Linked DNA regions of Homo sapiens: region 2 is linked to region 1. A link is an interaction called in ENCODE POLR2A ChIA-PET data of the cell type or tissue named here. Cell type or tissue: Caco-2. All regions are shown on one strand.

Region 1 (5,000 bases):
ACCCTGGGAAGTGCTGAGAGGGTTATACTTGGGCCTGGGGTCAGACTCAGTTGGGGCCAGAGACAGGGCCTGGGAGAACCAGTGGGGGATCCAGAGAGGTCCCGGCTCATGCCAGGAAACGTAATTGGGTGAGTGCAGGCTGCAGGAGGGACAGGTGGGGCGCCTGGGCCCAGGAAGGGTGAGGGGCGAGTTGGTTGGTGGGTGTGTGTGCTTCCAGAATCTCTTCTCCTAGAGACTAATTATAGACACTTCAAGTGCAGCTGAGGTAGGCTCTCTTCAGCTTTGGGGGAGGGGGCCTGGGAATTGCTGGAAGAGAGAGCAGGGCAAGTTTTGGGGGTTAGGGCTGAAGGATCTGAAGTCACAGAGGGGAGGGGACCAGCGGGAACCTAGTTGGGGAAAAGGAGCATTGAGAAGCTAGGTGAGCCTTTAGGAGGTGAAGATGGGAGGGTGGGAGAATGGTCTGTTGACCTCGGATGGTGGGTGGACAACAAGGGCCAGGGCCCGGTCCCCATCTGTGCTGGTGGTGGGTGGGACAACATCAGGTGGGGAGGCCCCTGAGAGATGTTTCCATCTTCCCTTGGCCTCTGAGTGGGACTTCACTCCACAGTAGGACTGGGGCCTTCTCTGCACCAGAAAAGGGGTCTCTTCCAAAGACCCAGTCCTGGGGATAGGAGGGGTATCCTTTCTGGCATCCACTCTGTGTGTCTCCTTGTGAGCAACCTCAGTCCTTACACACTCACACAGGTTGGCTTACGTAGGACTGAAGACCACCATTTTTGTCTGTGGTAGCCTGGAGTCCCTCTCCCTGGAGACGGAGAAATGAGGAAAGGCAGTTTGGGAAGGGATATGAGTGGAGAAGAGAGGTGGGAAATGCCTTGAATGAGACAGTCCTGAAGGGCTGCCTGCTTTTAGAAAACAAGAAGCAAACTGGTTTGGCTCACAGTGAACCCCAGTTGCAGGGATGGTAGAGAAAGTTGAGGGCTGAACAGGATATCATAGACAGCAGAGGGTCTGGATGGGCTCTGGGGCACTCGGGAGCAGGAGACAGTACAAAAGCAGTTGAGATTTGGATTTCCCACCCCACTGTCTCCTGTCTCCAACCCTCCGTCTGAGCTCCCATTACACACACACATGCAAACACACACACACACACGCACAAGCACCACTAGCCCTGAGCCTTCTTTGGCACCCTTTCTCCCCTTTACATCCATCAAAACAAACTGTGCCTCAGAAAGGAAATGATATCAGCCATTGACATGGGAGCATAAATATAAGACCCTAGGTGGCCTCTCTCAAGGATGTTTTATTTAAGTCTTTATTAACAAGTCAATGAAAATATTGTGCACAGTCAGACTGGGCAGGTCCCACGTAGGCTGGGGTGGTGGTATTTTAAGGAAGCCCCACAGGCAGTTCTGATCTGCACCCCTGCCTCTGCAGCTGAAGAGCCATTGAACCACAGGCTCGATGCTGGGGGAGAATGAAAGTCAGCCCCCTGCCCACAGCCTGAATGTGAGGGAGTGGCACAAACCCCAGATAGGTTAGGCCTCCGTGCTGGCTCTCAGTGGGGTACCCTGGCATTTGAGAGAGGGCGATTCTTTCTTGTGTAGCACCTCCCCACACACACACTACTGTACAATCAGAAATATCCTCCTCTTGGGGCTGGCATGACCCCAAGTTGAGAAGCTCTGAAAGTAATGTGAGATTCACAGCACAGTTCAATATAATGAGGCTGGGAACAGTGGCTCGCGTCTGTAATCCCAGCACTTTGGGAGGCCAAGGTGGGTGGATCACCTGAGGTCAGGAGTTTGAGACCAGCCTGGCCAACATGGTGAAACCCCATCTCTACTAAAAATACAAAAATTAGGGAGGCGTGGTGGTGTGCACCTGTAAGCGCAGCTACTCAGGAGGCTGAGGCAGGAGAATAGCTTGAACCTGGGGGGTGGAGGTTACAGTGAGCCAAGATCATGCTACTGCATTCCAGTCTGGGTGACAGATTCTGTCTCAAAAAAAAAAAAAAAAAAAAAGATAACGACAGAAGAGATGTCCCAAGGCAGGATCAATGCCCTTGGGGTAAAGTCAGATGGGACCCAGGCCCTGCGCAGCAGAGCTCACAGTCTCTTGGGGAGACAGATTATGTGACAGACATGAGGTTCACCCTGTGATGAGAGAGAGATAGAACGCACTAATCCTTGTAGGATGGGAAAGGCAGGCTACCTGCCCAAGGTGACAGCCAACCTGTATCAGACAGCAAAGGGTAGAAGGACAGGCTGTGTGTGGGGAGAGGTCCTGTGGGGAGAGGCTACATTGGGGGTGGGCCGTAAGGGTGGAATCTGAGATGGGGCTGGTGAGGGAAATGGGGAGACAGCTGTATTCAGGCTGTGAGAGGCCTTGAGTGTAAACCAAGGAATGTGGACTTTGTTGTTGGGGCCGGGGAGTCACTGGAGTTTGTTGAGCTGGGACTAGCAAGGCCATCTTGGGGGTGATGAAACCAGCCAGGCAGGCCTGGAGGGTGATGGCAGAGGAGGCTGGAAAGCCCTCTGTAAACTCAAGGGCCAGTTGGGTGTGTTTGCCTGGAAGCAGCAGGAAGCAGCCACTGGCGGGTGTGAGCACTGGAGAGGCAAGAACAAAGCTTGCCTGAGGAAGATTAGCTTCCCTAGGGTGGCCCAGGAGAGAGCGTTCCTTGCACAGAAACCCGAGTTTATTTTCTGCTTGTTTGTATTCCTGGAGCACGGTAAGCATTCAAAAACATTTGTTGAATGAATGAATGAATGAATGAACGAACGAACTAACAAACGAACTAACAAAGCCTTGATAGGAAGTGAGGTTGGAGGGTGACAACCTAGAGGTAACTGGCCTGGCTCAGGGTGGGAGGGGTACTGCGGTCAGGAGGTTTTGGGAGTCACGCCCCACCCTGCCGCTGGCGTGGGGTCCTTGGGGGTCCAGTGGGGCCAGGTATTGAGCCCCGTGAGGGGTGGCTTTGCAGGTCACGGATGGATCTGCCTGGCTCGCCCTCGCGCCAGGCCTGCTCCTCTCAGCCAGCCCAGATGCTGTCAGTGGACACAGGCCACGCTGACCGACAGGCCAGTGGCCGCATGGACGTGTCAGCCTCTGTGGAGCAGGAGGCCCTGAGCAACGCCTTCCGCTCGGTGCCGCTGGCTGAGGAGGAGGATTTCGACAGCAAAGAGTGGGTCATCATCGACAAGGAGACGGAGCTCAAGGACTTCCCTCCAGGGGCTGAGCCCAGCACATCGGGCACCACGGATGAGGAGCCCGAGGAGCTGCGGCCACTGCCCGAGGAGGGCGAAGAGCGGCGGCGGCTGGGGGCAGAGCCCACCGTCCGGCCCCGGGGACGCAGCATGCAGGCGCTGGCGGAGGAGGACCTGCAGCATTTGCCGCCCCAGCCCCTGCCACCCCAGCTGAGCCAGGGCGATGGCCGTTCCGAGACGTCACAGCCCCCCACGCCTGGCAGCCCTTCCCACTCACCCCTGCACTCGGGACCCCGCCCTCGACGGAGAGAGTCGGACCCCACAGGCCCACAGAGACAGGTAAGGTTGGGCTTGCACCCCACTCCCCATCTCCAGATGCCCAGAGTCCTGGTGTGTAGGCCTGGGGTGCTCCATGTGTGCTGGCACTACTGACCAGTAAGCCAGCAGTCACAGGGCTGTGATGGAGGTAGACAGGCTTAAGGGTCTGAAACCATGTTTGAGGGGCAGGCAAGGCTTCCCAGAGGAAGTGCCCTCTCAGTTCTGAGTTGAGTCTGGCACTATGAGCAGTGAAGCCAAGTGACAAGGCAGGAGAAGGGCCTCGCAGGCCACGGGCACAGTGTTTTGCACAGGCCGGGAGGGGGCGATCTGAGAACACTGAGCTGATGGCACACTGCAGCAGACAAGGCTGTGAGGTCAGCCCTGGGCCCTGCCACGGAGGGACTTGGGGCTATACTAAGGGGCCAGGACTTGATGCTGCAGGTTTGGTGAGCCACTGAAGGCTTTTAAACAGGAGTGCAATATGATTACATTGGTACTGTTGAATGATCCTTAGGCTGCTGTGTGGAAAATGGATTGAAATGGCCTGAAATGAGATGCAAGCAGGCCACGTGGCAGGCAGTGGCAAGAGAGTGTCCCAGTGGCTTGGGCTGAGGTGGGGCTGTGGATGTGGGGCAAGGTGGATAGTGCCAAGGGTGTTGGGGATAGGTCAAGCAGGCTGTGATGGAGTGGGGGCCAGGGCGTCTCGTGTCTCGGCTGATGCCCTGAGTGGTTTTGAAGGGAATGAGAATTCAGATTTAAATACAATGATCTGACCAGTGCGGTGGCTCAGGCCTGTAATCCCAGCAATTTGGGAGGCCAAGGTGGGCAGATCACCTGAGGTCAGGAGTTCAAGACCAGCCTGGCCAACATGGTGAAACCCCATCTTTACTAAAAATACAAAAAATTAGCCGGGTGTGGTGGTGCCTGCCTGTAATCCCAGCTACTTGGGAGGCTGAGGCATGAGAATTGATTGAACCCAAGAGGCAGAGGTTGCAGTGAGCCAAGACTGTGCCATTGCACTCCAGCCTGGGTGACAGAGCGAGACTCTGACTCAAAATAAAATAAAATAAAATAAAATAAATATAATAACTTCATGGAATCTAAGGGATGTCCACGTGTAGGCACCTGAGGCTCAGGAGAGGGATCTCGCCTGGAAATACAGATTTCGGGGTTTGGGAAACCATGGGAATGGGTGATGTTACCCAAAAGGACTGTGCAGGGTGTGGAACCCAAAAGTGAGGGCAGAAGCTGAGAGGTGCTCACATCTAGGGGGAATGAGAGGAGAAGGAGCTCTGCATGATGAGTGAGAGGGAGAGGTCGGAGCATGGGAGGAGCACAGGGGAGAAGGTCCTCGAAATCAGGGCAGGAGAGGTCTGGAGGGCAGCAGGGAGGAGTGGGAAGTGGTTCCCATGATCAGGGCGGGCTTCATGGAGGAGGTGAGCTCTGAGAGCCAGGTGGATGGCCGTGGGGAGGAGT
Region 2 (5,000 bases), 390 kb after region 1:
GTGTGGCTAGAGAAGAATAAGTGAGGGGAGTGTTGTAGGATACAAGGTCAGAGAGGTGAGGAGTAGGAAACAATCATGCAGGGCCTTGTGGGGCATTGTAAGACTTGGCTTAATTGGAAGCCATTGGAAGGTTCTGCAGAGGAGTGACATGACAGCTTAGGTGTGAACAGTTGGGTGGGGACTAGTCCAAAGGGGGAATAGATGTGGAGTCAGGGAGACTAGTTAGGAGTCGATGGCAATATCTAGACAGTAGGGGATGGTGGCTTGGGCCAAGGTGGGAGCTGTGGAAGTGGTTGGATTCTGGATACAGACTAGGCAGTAGCTGGGGCTCTGGAAGGCAGGTGGGAAAGATTGCAAAAAGAAAAGAGGGGTGAGAATGGGTCCCTGGAAATACTTAAGGCCCTGGAGGAGCGGGAAGGGAGATGTCAGAGGAAATAGAACTGGAGATGCATTTCTTGGCCGTTAGGTGTCAAGGATGGCCTTCTCCCAAGCAGTTTCTTGAAGTGGTGGGGCAGAAATCATGGCACAGTGGGCTGAAGAGTGAAAAGGAAGGGGAGGAAAGTCCCCCACAGGGCAATTGTTGTTCTGAGATTATTGTTGAAAGTTGGGAAAGAGGGAGGGAAGGACAGGAACAGCATTTTCTAGAAGGACATGGATTTGGAGGGTTGCTGTTTTAGTAGGCTGAGCAGTTTTTTTTTGTTTTGTTTTTGTTTTTGTTTTGTTTTTTTTGAGATGGAGTTTCGCTCTTGTTGCCCAGGCTGGATTCCAATGGTGTGATCTCGGCTCACTGCAACCTCTGCCTCCTGGGTTTGAGTGATTCTCCTGCCTTAGCCTCCTGATTAGCTGGGATTACAGGCGCCCGCCACCAAGCCCAGCTAATTTTTTTGTATTTTTAGTAGAGACAGGGTTTCACCATGTTGGCCAGGCTGGTCTCGTGTGATCTGCCCACCTCGGCCTCCAAAGTACTGGGAGTACAAGTGTGAGCCACCGCGCCTGGTCAGCTGAGCCATTTTTATGTTAAGGGGGAACTGGTGGAGAGTGAAGGGCAGGAGGATAAGCAGAGACCAGGCTGGGGACCTAGGCCCAGGGTATATTTGAGAGGAGTGGGAAGGACCTCCTCTCCCAGCAGAAGGAAGTGAGAAAGAAGGAACCAGGTGGGCCTGGTGAGTGCTCCCGAAGGCCTCAGAGGAGAAGTTCTTGAACATAGGCTGGGCATTCCTGAGAAATGGGAGGAAATGGTTGTGCTGTTGACTCAGTGGGCAGGCTGAGCATGAATTTAGGGCCCACCAAAACATGGATCCACACAATTGAGGAAAGTTCAGCTACCAGAAACTCATCCAGAATTTCACAGTCCGGATATCTAGGAAGAGGCTCATTTAATTTCAGCATACATGGAATGAATGAAATTGAATCTGTTTATTACATATGAGGAGTGGGTTCACCATTGGCACTTGGGACTTCTTTTAGACAGAGTCTTGCTCTGTCACCCAGGCTGGTGCAGTCGTGGCTCACTGCAACCTCTGCCTCCCTGGTTCAAGCGATTCTCCTGCCTTAGCCTCCTGAGTAGCTGGGACTACAGGCATGTGCCACCATGCCCCGCTAATTTTTGTATTTTTAGTAGAGACGGGGTTTCACCATGTTGGCCAGGCTGGTCTGAAAGTCCTAACCTCAAGTGATCCGCTCACCTCAGCCTCCCAAAGTGCTGGGATTACAGGTGTGAGTCACCGTGCCCAGTCAGCACTTGGGGCTTCTAACAGTCTCACGACAGCATTGGGAGGAAAGGTGGCCATTTCAACAGCTTTTCCTGGGCCCAACCCACTAGACAGAAGGGAAGATAATAGGAATAGTGGGTGAGAAGGGAGTTGGAATCCAGGGGTGATGTGAATATTGTTGGCAGCCTGAACTGCACAGAGTGGAGCCTCTTGCCCCCTGCCACAGAGGAGATGGTGGCGCAGTCGTCTGTGGTGAAGGGCCGCTTCATGGGGGACCCATCATACGAATATGAACACACTGAGCTGCAGAAGGTGAATGAAGGTGAAAAAGTCTTTGAAGAAGAAATAGTGGTGAGTGAAGAGGAGAGCAGGAGGAGGGCCTAAAAGAGAGCCTGGGCTCATCCAAAACCCAGCCTAATAGAAATTATGGCAACAGGCTGGGCACGGTGGCTCACGCCTGTAATCTCAGCACTTTGAGAGGCTGAGGCGGGTGGATCATGAGGTCAGGAGATTGAGACCATCCTGGCTAACACAGTGAAACCCCGTCTCTACTACAAATACAAAAAATTAGCTGGGTGTGGTGGCAGGCACCTGTAGTCCCAGCTACTCGGGAGGCTGAGGCAGGAGAATGGCATGAACCCAGGAGGTGAGCTTGCAGTGAGCTGAGATCGCGCCACTGCACTCCAGCCTGGGCAACAGAGTGAGACCCTGTCTATAAAAAAAAAAAAAAGAAAAGAAAAAAAAGAAATTATGGCAACAAGTACGATCATTATTTCCTTTTTTTTTTTGGGACAGGAATATCACTATGTTACCCAGGCTGGTCTCAAACTCCTGGGCTCAAATAATCCTTCCGCCTCAGCCTCCCAAGTAGCTAGGAGTGCAGGCATGAGCCAGCATCCCTGATGACTAATGTTATTATTATCTTTGTGACACGTTGGTTATTGGGTACCTGGGTGTGCTAGGCAATGTGCTACTGTGCCTGTATCATCTCATTTCATCCTTAAAACCCTATGGAGTTGGTTTCCAGGTGGTAGAGAAGAGGACATTCTCCTACCAGTTCAGAGAGGTTAAGTGATGTGCCCAAGGCCACACACAGCTACCTCCTAAGCAACTGGATAAAGGCAGTGGGTAGGCTCTGGGGTGGGGACTGGGAAGAGGGGGTGCTCTGTGCTGTACTCTGGGGTCAGGGAATGTGCACAGGCTCTTATATTTTAGTATCAGTTTTCATTTCACAAAATAATAAATCCGCATGTACAAAATTCAAAGGTACAAAAAGGAATATAGTAAAGTTTCCTCCCATCTCTGTCCACCAGTCACACAGGTCCTCTATTTAGGGGACATTAACTCTCTCTCTCTTTCTTTCTTTTTCTTTTTTTTGAGACGGAGTCTTGCTTTGTTGCTCAGGCTGAAGTGCAGTGGCGCCATCTCAGCTCACTGCAACCTCCGCCTCCTGGGTTCAAGCAATTCTCCTGCCTCAGCCTCCCGAGTAGCTGGGATTACAGGTGCCTGATGCCACACCCAGCTAATTTTTGTATTTTTAATAGTGACGGGGTTTTACCATGTTGGCCAGGCTGGTCTCGAACTCCTGACCTCAGGTGATCCGACCGCCTCAGTCTCCCAAAGTATTGGGATTACAGGCGTGAGCCACCGCACACAGTCTGACGTTAACTATTTTGCATGTGCATGTGTGTGTACATATGTGTACTTGTGTGTCTAAATTTTTCTGCTCCAAGTAGAGTCTGGATCAGAAGCTTCACCATGTCCTAAGAGTTAGAAATGTAGGATCTTGGGCCCCAGCATCAGGTATCTGCCTTCTAAAAAATCCCCTGGGCATTGGCCAGGCACGGTGGCTCATGCCTGTAATCCCAGCACTTTGGGAGGCTGAGGCGGGTGGATCACGACGTCAGGAGATTGAGACCATCCTGGCTAACACGGTGAAACCCTGTATCTACTAAAAATACAAAAAATTAGCCGGGTGTGGTGGTGGGCACCTGTAGTCCCAGCTACTCGGGAGGCTGAGGCAGGAGAATGGCATGAACCCGGGAGGCAGAGCTTGCAGTGAGCTGAGATCGGGCCACTGCACTCCAGCCTGGGCGACAGAGTGAGACTCTGTCTCAAAAAAAAAAAAGAAAAAAAAATGGCAGCATGTTATACACATGATTCTGAACCTTGCTTTTTTTCACCTAATGATATATTTTGGAGATCTTTCTATATCAGTGTCTTAAAGAGCCTTCCCATTCTTTTTTTTTTTTTTGAGATGGAGTCTCGCTGTCACACCCAGGCTGGAGTACAGTAGTATGATCTTGGTTCACTGCAACCTCTGCCTCCCGGGTTCAAGTGATTCTCCTGCCTCAGTCTCCCAAGTAGCTGGGATTACAGGCACCTGGCACCACGCCTGGCTAATTTTTATATTTTTAGTAGAGACGGGGTTTCACCATATTGGCCAGGCTGGTCTCCAACTCCTGACCTCGGGTGATCCGCCCGCCTCGGCCTCCCAAAGTGCTGGGATTACAGGCGTGAGCCACCATGCCCAACTTCCGGTTTTTTTTTTTTTTTTTCACCATTGTGGGAATGTACCATAATTTTCCCAGTGTCTTATTTATGAAAATGTAGGTTTCGAAGTTTTATTTTATTTTTATTTGTTTTTGAGACAGAGTCTTGCTCTGTCACCCAGGTTGGGGTGCAGTGGCACGATCTTGGCTCACTGCAGCCTCCATTCCCTGGGCTCAAGTGATCCTCCAGCCTCAGCCTCTCAAGTAGCTGGGACTACAGGTGCATACCACCATACCTGGCTAATTTTTGTATTTTTTTGTAGAGATGGGGTCTTGCTATGTTGCCCAGGCTGGTCTTAACTCCTAGTTTCAAGCAATCCTCCCACCTCAGCCTCCCAAAGTGCTGGGATTTATAGGCATGAGCCATTTCATCCAGCTGATTTCCAAGTTTTAGTTCTAACAAACAGTACCATAATAAATGACCATATAGCTGGGCATGGTGGCTCACGCCTGTAATCCCAGAACTTTGGGAGCCCAAGGCGGGCAGATCACGAGGTCAGGAGTTTGAGACCAGCATGGCCAACATAGTGAAACTCCGTCTCTACTAAAAATACAAAAAATTAGCCAGGCACAGTGGCGCCTGTAATCCCAGCTACTCGGGAGGCTGAGGCAGGAGAATGGCTTGAATCCGGGAGGCGGAGGTTGCAGTGAGCCAAGATCGCGTCATTGCACTCCAGCCTGGGTGACAGAGCAAGACTCCGTCTCAAAAAAAAAAAAAAAAAAAGACCATATAGAC

What was found. ChIA-PET counts read pairs that join two places held together with the same protein. Peaks named below come from ENCODE experiments on the same cell type or tissue, not always from the same donor. Only the 100,000 strongest peaks of a DNase experiment are listed, where the experiment ranks them.
Region 2: POLR2A ChIA-PET joins it to region 1 with 6 read pairs; 2 of 35 experiments call an interaction of 5 or more read pairs at or near these places.

Annotation. Positions count from the first base shown.
Region 1 is chr6:43,259,806-43,264,805 of GRCh38, forward strand. TTBK1 (tau tubulin kinase 1) reads left to right here. Exons shown (of 15, transcript NM_032538.3): 13 at 2,984-3,545. Among named protein-coding and RNA genes, the nearest start is that of TTBK1, 19 kb to the left of the region's middle. In Caco-2, a CTCF peak has its summit at 3,853 (motif pointing right); DNase peaks (open chromatin) are centred at 2,516 and 3,856.
Region 2 is chr6:43,648,478-43,653,477 of GRCh38, forward strand. It overlaps RSPH9 (radial spoke head component 9), which reads left to right. Exons shown (of 5, transcript NM_152732.5): 2 at 1,898-2,063. Among named protein-coding and RNA genes, the nearest start is that of RSPH9, 5.9 kb to the left of the region's middle. In Caco-2, no CTCF peak of the experiment used is centred here; no DNase peak of the experiment used is centred here.